Regions from separate parts of the Homo sapiens genome. Here region 1 is linked to region 2. Evidence: read pairs that join two places in POLR2A ChIA-PET (ENCODE). Cell type or tissue: A673. All regions are shown on one strand.

What was found. ChIA-PET counts read pairs that join two places held together with the same protein. Peaks named below come from ENCODE experiments on the same cell type or tissue, not always from the same donor. Only the 100,000 strongest peaks of a DNase experiment are listed, where the experiment ranks them.
Region 1: POLR2A ChIA-PET joins it to region 2 with 9 read pairs; 18 of 35 experiments call an interaction of 5 or more read pairs at or near these places.

What each region holds. Positions count from the first base shown.
Region 1 is chr13:41,075,603-41,083,602 of GRCh38, forward strand. WBP4 (WW domain binding protein 4) reads left to right here. Exons shown (of 10, transcript NM_007187.5): 8 at 442-635; 9 at 5,044-5,207; 10 at 7,102-8,000. The coding sequence ends at 7,312. Among named protein-coding and RNA genes, the nearest start is that of WBP4, 18 kb to the left of the region's middle. In A673, no CTCF peak of the experiment used is centred here; no DNase peak of the experiment used is centred here.
Region 2 is chr13:40,985,822-40,993,821 of GRCh38, forward strand. All of the region lies in intron 1 of ELF1 (E74 like ETS transcription factor 1), which reads right to left. It also overlaps the pseudogene RGS17P1. Among named protein-coding and RNA genes, the nearest start is that of ELF1, 29 kb to the right of the region's middle. RefSeq lists enhancers at 7,070-7,611, 7,386-7,465, 7,612-8,000. In A673, CTCF peaks have their summits at 7,066 and 7,267; no DNase peak of the experiment used is centred here; H3K27ac peaks cover 443 bases.

The sequences.
Region 1 (8,000 bases), 90 kb after region 2:
ACTCCTGAGTTCAAGCAATCCTCCTACCTCGCCTTTTCAAAGTGTTGGAATTACAAGCATAAGCCAGCACACTGGGGCCAGGAAAGGAAATCTCTGTGATAAGCAAGTTTCAGGAAATCTCTTGTTTGCTCATTATCAATACGTTTCCTGAAATTGGTGTCAGATAAATTGTGAACCGTTAGAAATATCACCCAGTTCTTAGGTCTCTCATTCCATTGGAGTTATAGTTTACACATCTAGTAAATCCGGGCTGTTTGAAATCAATTTCTGAAAGATACAAGAGCAAGAGGTTTGAGAACTCTGTTATCTTCTTGATCAAGAGATAGTATGAAATACATACAGTATTGTCATTTAATAATTGTAAGTGATAAATGTTATGTTGAAATTACATCTGAATAGAATTAATAACTAAATAACATGACTTTAAAATGTGTTGAGCAGAATCCAGATGGGAGAAACCTGATGATTTCATTCCACACACTAGTGATCTGCCTTCTAGTAAGGTCAATGAAAATTCACTTGGCACCCTAGATGAATCCAAATCATCAGATTCGCATAGTGATTCTGATGGGGAACAGGAAGCAGAAGAAGGAGGGGTCTCTACAGAGACAGAAAAGCCAAAAATAAAGTTTAAGGTAGGTTTTTAAATTTTACTCTTCACATCAAATTTTTTTTTTTTTTTTTTTTTTTTTTTTGAGATGGAGTCTTGTTCTGTCCCCAGGCTGGAGTACAGTGGCACTGTCTTGGCTCACTGTAACCTCCACCTTCCGGGTTCAAGCAATTCTCCTGCCTCAGCCTCCCGAGTAGCTGGGACTACAGGTGTGTGCCACCAAACCCGGCTAATTTTTTTTATTGTTAGTAGAGACAGGGTTTTACCATGTTAATAACCAGGATGGTCTTGATCTCCTGACCTCGTGATCTACTTGCCTCGGCGTCCCAAAGTGCTGGGATTACAGGCGTGCGTCACCACGCCCAGCTGACATCAATTTTTGAAAAGCTCTACAGACCTTAAGTCTTCTGATAGAACATAGAAATTAAGACATATTTTGGCAACTGGATAAATAAAACCGGGAACACTCAGGAGCCCATGAGTCAAAGCAGAGGAGACACATTATTAGCATTGAGCAATGGTTGCGATTGTTGGCCTGAGAAATGTAGGAAAATCAGAGTTCCTAAATACCTAGTTACACCTAGGATCTTGTCATTGCCTGCAGTTTCTCTACCAACTTCACAAATCTTGATGGAACTTAGAGTAAGGGTTATGTGCAGTTTACAGAGGAGCAGCAGCAAAGCCTTCGTTGTAATTGCCATCTCACAATGATTATAGCCAGCCAGATTTAGGTAATCCAGTATCCAACTTAGGATAGAAATGATTAATTTATTTTCGTCAAAATGAATGTGTTCCAACAACAACAACAAAAAAATACAGGCCAATAACCCTGCTGAACATAGATGCAAAAACCTTCAACAAAATACTGGCAAACTGAATCCAGCAGTACATCAGAAAGATTAATACACCATGATAAAGGGATGCTTTATTCCAGGGATGAAAGGATGGTTCAAAGTATGCAAATCAATAAATGTGATTCACCACATAAACAATTAAAAACAACCATATAATCAGCTCAATAGATAAAAAGCATTTGTTAAAATTCAGCATCCTTTCATGATAAAAACCTTCAGCAAACTAGGCACAGAAGAAACATACCTCATAATAATAAAATAATAAAAGCCATATATGAGGCCGAGTGCGGTGCCTCATGCCTGTAATCTCAGCACTTTGGGAGGCTGAGGCAGGAGAATCGATTGAACCTGGGAGGCAGAGTTTGCAGTGAGCTGAGATAGTGCCACTGCACTCCATGCTGGATGACAGACCAAGACTCTGTCTCAAAAAAAAAAGAAGAGCCATGTATGAGAAACACACAGCCAACGTTATACTGAATGGGGAAGCACTGAAAGTATTCTCCCTAAGAAAGCAAGGATGCTCACTTCAACCACTCCTTTTCAACATAATATTGGAAGTGCTAGCCTGAGCAGTCAGGCAAGAGAAAGAAGTAAAAGGCATCCAAATTGAAAAAGAGGAAGTCAAACTATCTCTGTTTGCTGATTAAATGATCTTACTACCTAGAAAACCCTAAAGACCCCTCCAAAACACACGTGGATTTGATAAGTGACTTCAGTCATGTTTCAGGATACAAAATCACTGTACAAAAATCAGTAGCATTTCTGTATACCTATATCTATATAATAATGGTAAAACCGAGAACCAAATAAAAAACTCAATCCCATTTGTGGTAACTACAAAAAAAAAATCTCGGAATACATTTAACCAAGGAAGTGAAAGATCCCTACAAAATGAACTACAAAACACTGATTAAAGAAATCATAGATGATACACACAAATGAAAAAACATCTCATGCTTCTGGATTGGAAGAATCAATATCACTAAAATGACATACTGGCCACACCAATCTACAGATTCAACACAATCCCTATCAAATTACCAACTTCATTTTTTACAGAATTAGAAAAGCCAATTCTGAAATTTATGTGAAACCAAAAAAGAGCCTCAATAACCATAGCAGTCCTAAGCAAAAAGAACAAAGGTGGAGGCATCCCATTACTTGGCCTCAGACTATATTCCAAGGCTGTCATAACCAAAACAGCACAGTACTGGCATAAAGATAGGCACATAGATTGATGGAACAGAATAGAGAACCCAGAAATAAAGCCACATACCTACAACCAACTGATCTTCAACAAAATCAACAAAAATATACACTGGGGAAGGGATACCCCATTCAATAAATGATCCTGGGAAAACTGGCTAGCTGTATGCAGAAGAATGAAACTGGACCCCTACCTCTAACCATGTACAAAAGTTAAGATGGATTAAAGACTTAAATGTTTAAAGATCTGAAACTATAAAAACCCTAGAAGGAGGCCAGGCATGGTGGCTCACACCTGTAATCCCTGCACTTTGGGAGGCCGAGGTGGGCGGATCACCTGAGGTCGAGAGTTAAAGACCAGCCTGACCAACATAGAGAAACCCCATCTCTACTAAAAATAGAAAATTAGCTGGGTGTCCTGGCGCATGCCTGTAATCCCAGCTACTTGGGAGGCTGAGGCAGGAGAATCGCTTGAACCTGGGAGGCGGAGGTTGCAGTGAGCTAAGATCGTGCCGTTGCATTCCAGCCTGGGCGACAAGAGTGAAACTCTGTCTCAAAAAAAGAAAAAGGAAAAGAAAAAAAAAATCCTAGAAGGAAATCTAGGAAAAACTCATCTGGTCATTGACGTAAGCAAAGAATTTACGACAAAGTCTTCAAAAGTAAACACAAAAATAAAAATAGACAAATGGGAGGGACTTAATTAAAAAGCTTATGCACAGCAAAAGAAACAATTAACAGGGTAAATAAACAGCCCACATATTGGGAAAAACTGTTTGCAAACTATGCATCCAACACAGGACTAATATCCAGAATCCGCAAGGGACTCAACAAGAAAAAAACAACTCCATTGAAAAGGGGGAAAAGGACATGAACAGGCATTTTTCAAAAGACACACAGGTGGCCAAAACACATGAATAATGCTCAACATCACTGATCATCAGAGAAATGCAAATGAAAATCACAAGGAGATACCATCTTACACCAGTCAGAAGGCTGTAATTAAAAAGTCAGAAAATGGCTGGATGCAGTGGCTCACACCTGTAATCCCAACACTTTGGGAGGCTGAGGCTGGCAGATACTTGAGGTCAGGAGTTCAAGACCAGCCTAACCAACATGGTGAAACCCCATCTCTACTAAAAATGCAAAAGAAATTAGCCGAGCATGGTGGCGCATGCAGGAGAATTGCTTGAACCTGGGAGGCAGAGGTTGCAGTAAGCCAAGATCATGCCACTGCCCTCCAGCCTGGGTGACAGAGCAAGACTCCGTCTCAAAAAAAAAAAAAAAAAAAAATCAGAAAACAACAGATACTGGCAAGGATGCAGAGAAAGGGAAACACTTATACACTTACTGAGAATGTATGTTGGTATAACCTTTATAGAAAACATTTCTCAGAGAACTAAAAGCAGAACTGTTATTCAATCCAGCAGTCCCACTTCTGAGTATCTACCCAAAGGAAAAGAAATCATTAAACAGAAAAGATACTTGCACTCATATATTTGTAGCAGCATTGTTCACAATAGCAAAAAGTAAATCAACCTAAGTGTCCGTCAACGGAGGATTGGATAAAAAAAATGCGGTATATATACACACGCACACACACCATGGAATACTACTCAGCCATAAAAAATGAAATGATAGCTTTTGCAGCTATGTGAATGGAACTGGAGGCCATTAACCTAAGTGAAATAACTCAAAGTCAAATACTACATGTTCTCACTTATAAGTGGGAGCTAAACAGTGGGCACACATGGACATACAGAATGGACTAATAGACAGTGGAGACCATAAAAGGTGGGAGGGTGGGAGGGAGGTGAGTTGAACATGTGTCTATTGGGTTTGTTCACTGTTCAGGTTATAGGTACACTAAAAGCCCGTACTTCACCATGACATAATATATACATGTAAGAAATACGCATTTGTGCCCCCTAAGTTATTTTTTAAAAGATAAATTATAGGAAAAGGAAAAAAATTACAAAATACAGGTAAACAAGGACAAACTCCCTATAATCTTGCCGCCTCCCAGAAGAATTCAACAGAGCCACAATTATAAAGGGAGTCACTGTTGGGTATGCAAGTAAAGCAAGAAAGCAGAAGAGAGAAGTTAAGAGAGCCCTGTTTATATGTCCTTAATTGTAGAACTTAAGACATTAAGGTGGTGATTTAGGGAGCCTTTGTCATGGTATATCAACATTTCAGACATGGAAAACCTAATCAAGCAGTAAAGTTCTATGTATATTTATTGTGTTATGTGCAGATTTGAGTTAGTGAATTATTGTTTATAAATCTATAACAATACCTTTAAAAGCCTTAAATTTTATTTTTGTCTTGGTAGTTTTGCTTGAACTGTATTATTTCTTGGCTTTTACATTTCAGGAAAAAAATAAAAATAGTGATGGAGGAAGTGACCCAGAAACACAGAAAGAAAAAAGTATTCAGAAACAGAATTCATTAGGTTCAAATGAAGAAAAATCGAAAACTCTTAAGAAATCAAACCCATATGGAGAATGGCAAGAAATTAAACAAGAGGTTGAGTCTCAGTAAGTACCTGGAGCTTTAATCCCACTGTTATTACAAGTGATTTTACATCCCAGTACTTCCCTAAATTGCAGTAAGTAATTTCAAGGATGCTGTGCTTATTAAAAGTATAGCTTGAGGCCAGATGCACCCCTGTAATCCCAGCACTTTGGGAGGCTGAGGTGGGCGGATCACGAGGTCAAGAGATGAGACCATCCTGGCCAACATGGTGAAACCCTGTCTCTACTAAAAATACAAAAATTAGCTGGGTGTGGTGGCATGTAGCTGTGATCCCAGCTACTCAGGAGGTGGAGGCAGGAGAATCGCTTGAACCCAGGAGGTGGAGGTTGCAGTGAGCTGAAATCGCGCCACTGGACTCCAGCCTAGCAGCAGAGCAAGACTCCATCTCGAAAAAGAAAAAGTATAGCTTGGCTGGGTGAGGTGGCTCACGCCTGTAATCCCAGCACTTCAGGAGGCCAAGGCAGGCAGATCAACTGAGGTCAGGAGTTCGAGACCAGCCTGGCCAACATGGCAAAACTTTCTCTCTACCAAAAAAAAAAAACTTAGCAGGGAATAGTGGCACACATCATGTTCCCAGCTACTTGAGAGGCTGAGGTGGGAGGATTACTTGAGCCCAGGAGGTTGAGACTGCAGTGAGCCATGTTCACACCACTTCACTCCAGCCTGGGCAACAGAGTAGGACCTTGTCTCCAAAAAAAAAAAAAAAAAAAAAATGTAAAAACTAAATAGATAAGCAAATATTGCAGCAACTCAAGTATTACTCAGCAAAGTACATTTCTATAGGATTCAGTGTTGCTATTTAGTTTTATAACTTAAAACAGCCTATGATAACTGATAGCAAAGAAGGTCCTTGCTGGCCAGGCAGGTGCAGTGGCCCACGCCTATAAGCCCAGTACCTTGGGAGGCTAAGGCAGGAGGTTCACTTGAGCCCAGGAGTTGGAGGCTGCTTTGAGCTATGATGGCACCACTTCACTCCAGCCTGGGAGACAGAGCAAGACTCTGTCCTAAAAAGAAAAAATCCTTGGAATAGATTGCCTTCTGCAGAGCTCCATTCTCCAAATAGGATGATGTGTGTTTTTCAACAGGTTTTACGCTCTCAGCTACTTAAACATAACGATCTTTCCGGTCCATTTTCCAGAGTCTCATAGATGGGACTGATGGGTGTGATGTGACTAATTTACTCTTTCACAGACCAGTTGACTATCTAGGGAGTACGGTACTGTGATAGGCTCTTTTTAATCAGGTGCTGATATCAGGACCACTCAACTGATTATTTATAATTAATCATGTGGATGGTTGAAGGGCTAGTTCTTAGCAAAGGAGTGCTAGGCATACAGCTCCATTCAGTCTTCTACAATAGGAAAATGAGATCTCGACTCGCTGCAACCTCTGCCTCCCAGGCTGAAGTGATCCTCTCACCTCAGCCTCTCGAGTAGCTGGGACTGTAGGCACATGACACCATGCCCAGATAATTTTTGTATTTTTTGTAGCAATGGGGTTTTGCCATGTTACCCAGGCGCATCTCGAAACTCCTGAGCTCAAGTGATCCTCCTGCCTCGGCCTCTCAAAGTGCTGGGATTACAAGATTGAGCCACCGCACCCAACCCCCTTATCCCTTTACTTGTACTGCTTATATATAAGCCCAAGCATTTTCTTAGATAATGCATCCTTTGTGCAACAGGAATAAATTAATACATAGAACTTCTCCCAGCATTTATCCACCTGAATAAGTGTTCAGTATCTTAAATAATATTGTAAAGTCAGTATTTTAAAGTAGTTCCTACTCCAAAATGAGCAACTTCTAATGTCATTAGAAAGCTGATCTTGGGGCATTGGTTATATGAAAACGTTTGTCTTACCCTGTCAAATAGAGTTTTACTTTAACTCTATTTCCAGTGAGGAGGTAGATTTGGAACTTCCAAGCACTGAAAATGAGTATGTATCAACTTCAGAAGCTGATGGTGGCGGAGAACCCAAAGTGGTATTTAAAGAAAAAACAGTCACTTCTCTTGGAGTTATGGCAGATGGAGTGGCCCCAGTCTTCAAAAAGAGAAGAACTGAAAATGGAAAATCTAGAAATTTAAGGCAACGAGGTGATGATCAATAGTTGCAGGAGAGCTTTTTGTACATGCTTTTAGGACAGAATGGAGACTTATACACCCAAAGTTTATCTGTGTTTGTTTGTAAGTATTATGATGCTAAAAATTTAGATTTATTCTAAATGTATTTGATGTGAATTAAAATAAATATTTTTTCATGTGAAATTTATTTTGGTTCCTAAAATGGAAGCCTACCACATTGCATTGTAATACAGTGTATTATGTTCAGTGTCTAAAAACTGCTAATTAAGTCATAATTTAAGATGCTATGTATCTGTTATTTAAAACATGGAGAAACAGGGCCTTTATTCCATTCATATTCATAAGAGCATATTTATCCTGCATTGAAAATGCATTACTTTTGCACATTGATATTAACTGTTGTCCAACAAATAAGTATCGGAGTACGTGAGAATATTCCCAGCCCAGTGATGATTTGGTTCTGAGGCTGATGTGAGAAAGCTGATGTAAAAAATGTATGCATATTGGCTTACCTTACTCAATTTAAAGTCAAAAGCCAACAGCCAGGAGCAGCTCAGGTACTTCAGATGTGCTTAATATGGAGTGAAAACTGGACCAGAGGTGGAAAGATGTATTTGCCCCAGTTCACTTCAAAGCAGCAAACGTTGTTTAAGCATTTTAGTTTGAACCAGGCATTGTGTTAGGAATCCAGGGATAAAGATGAATGAAATGTAT
Region 2 (8,000 bases):
ATCCTTAATTATCTATTATAGTCAGGAAGCACTCTGCTGTATTAATAGTTCTCAAACATGTTTTTTTCAAAGTGTCAGTCTTTATAAAGTAACAAGGAAAAACATAAGTGAAACTACTTCTTCATCACACAGACATAAGCGGTCAACTTATTTGCACAGTTTTCAGAGGGCATCCAGGCAGACATCTACCAGATAATAAAAAAATCTTAGGCTGGCTCAGATGTCTCTTAATTGGGTGAGGACCATATTCTTATTCTCCAAGGAGACATGCCACAGGAATACTTAGCAACAAGGTTCCTAACCTGTCATCCCCAAAATAAGCTTTGGAGTTAAAGTAAAATAGTAACACAAAGCAGTTCAGAGAACAGGCTCTGGAGTCAGACCGATTGGGTGCCAATCTTCTGCAGTGTGACAGAAGACTGGACAAGTTACTTGCTTGGTGTCTCAGTCCCCTCTTTCCATAAAATAGGTGTCAGTCTCAAGTCTCTTCCTTCTGTAAAACGGGTAAAGTAATACCAAAACCTAGAGCTGTTGTGTAGATGCAAAAATGCATGTGCAGAATACTTGGCACATAACATGCACTGAATTAACATTAGCTTCTTTAGCGCTGTAAGTATATGCAAGAAATATGTAACAGGTGCATGCTAGGTAACTAATAATTCCTTAAGGGTCATTTCTGTACTCCCTGGAAGTCTCTATTACCATAGCTATTTGCTAGACTCCAGAAAAAGAACATTATAGCCCATTGTCAACAAAACTGTAATTCTATTCCAGTGCTTCAAGGTTTGGCGTCTTTTTAACAAATCCTGCTGCTTCAAGGCGAGGACTTCACTCTGGCAAGCTTCCCTAACACAGAGTCCCATTATGCCTCATTCCAAACAAAATGACTTCACTGATGGTAAACACAAAACCCTCAGCCACACTACTAGCTACTACAACCACTTCAAATGGCTACTTGTTTAATTTATTATAGAAGATTTCAGGTACTAAAAAAAATATGATAGTCAAAATTGATCACTGATTGAATGTAAATTTAAGATTCCTTCAGAAAGGTTTTTAGACACAAGGATATTAAACCCACGAATTCATAAATATATTTTTAGAAAATCATTGCTCTTTTTTTTTTTTTTTTTTGAGTGGGAGTCTCACTGTCGCCCAGGCTGGAGTGCAGTGGCGCCATCTCGGCTCATTGCAAGCTCCGCCTCCCGGGTTCACGCCATTCTCCTGCCTCAGCCTCCTGAGTAGCTGGGACTACAGGCGCCCGCCACCACGCCCGGCTAATTTTTTGTATTTTTTAGTAGAGACGGGCTTTCACCGTGTTAGCCAGGATGGTCTCGATCTCCTGACCTTGTGATCCACCCGCCTCGGCCTCCCAAAATGCTGGGATTACAGGCGTGAGCCACAGCACCCGGCCGAAAATCACTGCTCTCCTTTTAAGTTACTATGGTACCAACTGTTTATGGTGAAAATTAATAAATAGTCCGGTGCCGTGGCTCACGCCTGTATCCCAGCACTTTGGGAGGCCGAGGCGGGTAGATTACCTGAGGTCAGGAGTTCGAGACCAGCCTGACCAACATGGTGAAACCCCGTCCCTACCAAAAACACAAAAAAAAAATTAGCTGGGCATGGTGGTGAGTGCCTGTAATCCCAGCTACTTGGGAGACTGAGGCAGGAGAATTGCTTGAACCCAGGAGGCAGAAGCTGTGGTAAGCCGAGGCACGCCACTATACTCTAGCCTGGGCAACAGAGCAAGACTCTGTCTCAAAAAAAAAAAAAAAAAAAAGAAAGAAAATTAATAAAGAGAATCAATCAAACAAAAAGGTTTTAGATCAGACAATTCTGGGATAAAGAAGGTGAAATATACCAGCTTAAAGCAATGACGTGGTTGAATGACTTCTCTAATGAAGTATGTAATTCAGACTGTGTCTGTTTATGTACATATGGCATGTTTGTAGGTTGGCAGTATCTAAAAAACTGGAATGCTACAGTAACTCTAGACACCAAGTAACTGAACAGAAAGAACTTTCACAAGATGTGGTAACCTAATAAAAGGGCTCTTTTCAGTATATACAGATAGTCATGGTAAGAAATGCAATATTCGGAAAAACCATTGAAAAAATATAACAGAAATGAAAGAAAACAGAGTAAGAAAGTGAGAGAAAAGAAGTGAAGTTATACCAAGTAGAAATGAGAAGCAAGCAATAAACCCATAATCTGTAATGACTGAATTCCTGTGTGATTGACCATAGTTTGGTCTTTTAAAAAATCTGTTTTCTATTATAACATGGTAGAAGGCTCTATATTAGCTCCCAGCAGAAATGAAGTCAGTGGTATGAAGATAAACTGCACACAGTCTTCCAAAGTTTGCCCATTCTCAATCTAAAAGTGTGAAATCACAGGATATTAGAGCTGAAAAAGATCTAAGGATTACCTAGGACAACATATTCACTGAAAAGAAAAAAGAATTTAGGCCTAGAGCATTCTGATGTGTCCAAGGACACACAGCCAGTTAGTGGCAAAGAAAGCAAGAAAAGCCCAGATTTCCTACTGGTACCTTTATATCTATATTAACAGAACTTCATTAATATTTTTTCCTTAGCAGAATATCTGGAAAAATAAGAAATCCCCTAGACAAATACCTAGCAAAAGTACCTTACCATACCCCAGTACAACTGTCAATTAAAATGCTTTTATATATTATGCAATCTCTTGATATTTGGGATAAATCATTTTCAACCATATTTTTAACTGAAACAACTGGTGCAGAGGGTTTGTAGATTTCCCTATTTACTACTTTAAGTCTTAGAGTTTTACTATTATTATCTCCCAAGTTTACTATATCATATCATCTTGCCTTACATTTTCACTCAGCCTAAAAAGTAAAAAGGAAACATGTATAAGCCTTTTTAGAAGGCTACCACAATTTAGTAACTCATTAAAATACTTCAAAATAGATTTGTACTGATATTTTTCTCTCTAGTTCTTTTTTTTCTTTTTGAGACAGAGTCTTGCTCTATCGCTTAGGCTGGAGTGCAGTGGCACGATCTCAGCTCACTGCAACCTCCGCCTGGGTTCAAGTGATTCTCATGCCTCAGCCTCCCAAGTAGCTGGGACTACAGGTGTGCACCACCACGTCTGACTGATTTTTGTAATTTCAGTAGAGACAGTGTCTCACTATGTTGCCCAAGGTGGCCTCGAACTCCTGAGCTCAAGTGATCTGCCCACCTGAGCCTCCCAAAGTGCTGGGATTACAGGCATGAGCCACTACGCCTAGCCTTTCTAGCTATTTTAAATACAGTATTATTGCTAGAATTTACATTAAAATATGCGAATATGGAAAAAACAATAAAGAAACATCCCAAAATGTAGGTATAGTTAAGAAACCAGATTTGAACTTTCCCAAAAAAGAATAGTCATACTTTCTCAGCTCCTGCTTTCTCTAAACCAGGTACTCTACACACAAAGTTGAAGGGAAAAAACACAAGTTAATGTCACAAGGCAAACAAATCATTTCATTGCACTCAGTGTTCTCATAATTGAAAAAGAAAATGTTTCTATACCCCAACTGTTCATTTAAATTTTTTCAAATATTCAACGAATTTAAGAAAGTTGAGAGAAAGTTTAAAACTATGTTTTTGCAATCTAAACAGGTACCATGTATTTACTATGAATATATTTTAGGTAGGTATGCAAGATAGCTACTTAAAATTAAGCATTCTTTTATTTTTTAATTAATTTTTTTATTGTTGAATTCTTTATTAATTCAAAACATTTTAAGTCAGTGTAATGCACATGCATTTTACACTAACATCCATAGATTTCCACAATATAGTAAAATGAAAACAGCTCTATCTTGATTTACTTTGAAAACTCAAAGAAAGCTACCTAGTTTGAGACTTCTGAATTTTTTTACATTATTGTCGTGCTCAAATTCTACTACATGGTGAAAATTCTAGCATTTTCCAGAAATATATTATTGTACATAGGTAAAATGATAAAACTGATTCTAGGAAGGGGGAATTTAAAAAACCAGAAAAGCTTAAATTGGAGGAAACATAATCTGGATTAACTATTCAATTTATTGAGTATCCACTGTTATTCTGGCATTGCAAAATAACCAAGTGTGGTGTCTCTTAAGTTGTATTCATGCATTTAAAACTTCTTTATTGTCCACTAATAAACATTGGTGGAGTACAATATATGGTTATAGATTAAGTATGATGAACATGGTAGTAAAAATTTATACACATTCGATACATAATTTTACAAAACCAAACACATTATTTAGCAAACATTCAAAAATCATACACAAGAAACATATTTATGACAAATTGGTTAAAGCTGGTAGGAAATACATCAGGTCTTTTACATTATTTCAATATTCAGTGTTCATTGACTAGTGGAGGGCAATATAGAAATGCACTAAGCAAAACTACCAGTTTAAGTTACCTCTTATGACAATGAGTAAGACTAAGATATTTAATATTGAAAGTATATGGAGGATTATTGTAATTATTTACCCAGATAGTTCAAGGGAAAAATTCACTTTCGCCTCTATTAGGTGAATATTCAGGATAAGACTTTTGGACTTTTATTTTTCTACTTTACTGTATTTTCTTTATAGCATGTATTAGTAATCACTTAATGGAACCTAATATCAGGGTTGAAGAATCTGCTCAGAATTTGTTTAGCTCAGTGTAAATGTCCAGAAATTTTACCTTCAATATAATCTCTTTAAAAATATATTACTTTGGCCAGGTGCAGTGGCTCACACCTGTAATCCCAGCACTTTGGAGGCTGAGGTAGGTGGAATGCCTGAGCTCAGGAGTTCAAGACCAGCCTGGGCAACATAGTGAAATCCCGTCTCTACTAAAAATACAAAAATTAGCCGGGCTTGGTGGTGTGTGCCTGTAGTCCCAGCTACTCGGGAGGCTGGGGCAGAATTGCTTGAACCCGGGAGACGGAGGGTGCAGTGAGCTGAGATCGCACCACTGCACTCCAGCCTGGTGACAGAGCGAGACTCTGTCTCAAAAAAAAAAAAAAAAAAATGTGTTACTTTACAGTGGAGAAACATAATAGATGCTAACTCAGCTAAGTGATCAAGGTTAACATCAACAGCTAAGAGAAGCCTAAAGTTTGAGAGACTGTCACAACTAAGAAGAGTCCTGATGATGGCATATACCTTTGATATCATGTGATAAGCATGGCACTTTACCTTTGTGTTCTTCCAAAAACCAAAAACCCATGTCTAGTCATGAGGAAAACATCAGACAAATCTCCACAGAGGGACATTCCACGAAATACCAGTTTATTTCTCAAAACTGTCATCAAAAACAAGGAAGCTTTCAGAACTGTCACAACTAAGAGAAGCCTAAGGAAACATGACAACTAAATGTAATGTGGTGGGATCCTGGGACAGGAAAGGGACATCAGGTTAAAAACTAAGGAAATCTGAATAAAGTATGAACTTAATGACCAATACTGGTTTATTAATTTTGACAGATGTCCCATAGGTCTGTAAGGGACCTTTCTATTTACAGTTTTTCTGTAAATATAAAACTACTCTAAAATTAAAGTTTTCATGGACACATTACTATTTTAAATTTTACTTTTATTGTAAACATTTTTATTTTTTCTTAGAGTCAGGGTCTCACTTTGTTGCAAAGACAGATCTGGAACTCCTGGGCTCAAGTGATTCTCTCGCCTTAGTCTCCCAAAGTGCTGGGGTTACAGGTGTGAGCCACCATGCCTGGCCCGTTACCACCTTTTATTAAGTTTTTATTTTCATTGTAAAATTGTTAAAGAAAATCATACTACCTTAATATTGAAAAGTGTTTTCTAATTGTCAATCTCTTATATCTTAGTCTTAGGCCTATAACTCATTTATATATTTAGCAAATAACTTGATATTATTTCTGTCCTTGGGAATGTTGTTTTATTTCCTTTGGAAATAAAATTTTCAAATGACTTCTCTTATTTAAACTTTAATTTTAACCTACAATTGTATATCTATCTATCTATGTATGTCATTGAAAGAAACATTTCTATAGATTTGAGGTGATGGTGAACTGCAAGTAGTGATTTGGGATCACATTATTGAGCAAAGCAATAACATTGATATAGTGTTCCATCTTAAAATATGATTGTATGTTCTGATGAATAGCTAAATCAGATGTTTATTGTATGTTTTGGAAAAAAATAGGGGAAAGTGCATTAAAATGACATTTAATACAAGCATAAAATAACAATTATTGTGTTGAAGAACTCTGATAAAATAATGTCACATTTTATTCTTTCCACGTTTATTTAATGCTCATAGCCATCCTGATAATTATTTTATTTGTCATTTGCAGATGAGAAAATGAACTCAGAGAAGATAAACGATTTGCCCAAAGTCGCATGAGACAGAAATGTAACTTGAAATCAAATTTGTAATTTTAAGTTCCTGATGTTTTTACACTACGCTCCCTAAGTGCATCTGTGAACACACATTTCCATTAGTAAGCATTGTATGTGGCATTCTTTTAATACAGCAATAAGAGCTAGATCTTTAGAAAGGAAATGTATCCAAGCTTAGGATAGAAACACAATCTGTTTATTATTCTAAAATGTTTATTTCTAACTGTTTAAAAGCTGTTATGCAGTGATAGCAGTTAGGTATAAGTCAACAGTTTTAAAATTCTAAAATTTCTGAAATGAGATTTAATATGAGAAATAATGAAGGAAGAATGAATTTCACATTGCACATATGACATATTTAAAAATATTACATTTGGTTATTGTCATCAATGCTTGATAGTGTTCCTTTTCCCTACTCATCTTAGAGCTTTTATCATAGGAATAAAATCAATTCCCAAACTGGGACCTTCTATCAGTTAGGGCAACATTTTCCTTTTGTAGTGTTTTCATTAGAGTCAAAGTCTTGAACATCCCCTGGAATTCATCTGAAAAGATGTTACTTGGGGCTGGAGAGAACTATACATGTGAGGATTAGGAGCCAACAAATTTCTGTTGATCACCTCTCTAACTCAAGAATTCTCTAGCTCGAGAATCAAGACTGACCTCTTTTGGTGATAGTACAGAAATGTAATCTTCATATATCATTCTAGCCTTTTCTCTTTTCTTTGATTACTTTTTTGTTCTGTTCTTTCTTTAAGTCTTCACAGGCAATCCAGAAAAGTAGGTTCTCTTTGTTGTATTCTGTTCAGAGGAACTCTCTGAAAAGGTTTCTTCCTGCTGGGGCCTTCATCATCTTGTCAAAATTTTGAGACCAGGGCAAGACTTCCTCTGCAGTGGGGTTTTGGCATTCCTCTAGGACCTGGATACTCTCCATTTTTGTAGTGTGTGTGGTTCTTCCTGCATTTTCCCCTTTCTTCATTCCTAACAGTGAGGCAGGAGCAGCTGCAACAACAGCACCAACAAAAGCAACAGATGTTGTTGGGCCTCTGGTTTCCAGGCGCTTGAGACACAGCAGGTGTTCCTTCATTTTGGGACTGCTGCCTTTTTCACATTTCAGCTACAAGACCCAATTAGCCAGTTGCCTGCAGGTGTGGGCAGTGCACCGATGGGTCTGGGGGGAGCGGGGCTGGGCGGCTCTGTCCTCTAGCGGAGCCCGTTTGCTACTATCCGCCCAACTTAAGCACCCAGCGGGCGAGGAACTAGTTTTTATTTATTTTTTAGAGACAGGGTCTCGTTGTTGCCCAGGCTGGAGGGCAGTGGCATGATCCTTGCTCACTATGGCCTCAAACTCCTGGCCTCAAGTGATCCTCCCGCTTCAGCCTCCTGAGTAGCTGGGGCTATAGGTGTGTACTACCACACCTGACTAATTTTTTATAATTTCTTTTGTAGAGAAGGGGTCTCATCATCTTGTTGAGGCTGATCTCAAACTTCTGAGCTCAAGCAATCCTCCCGTCTAGGCCTCCCAAAGTGCTGGGATTATAGGCATGAAACACTGCACCTGGCCGGGTTCTTTAATTTAAATTAGGCATTTTTTAATTGAG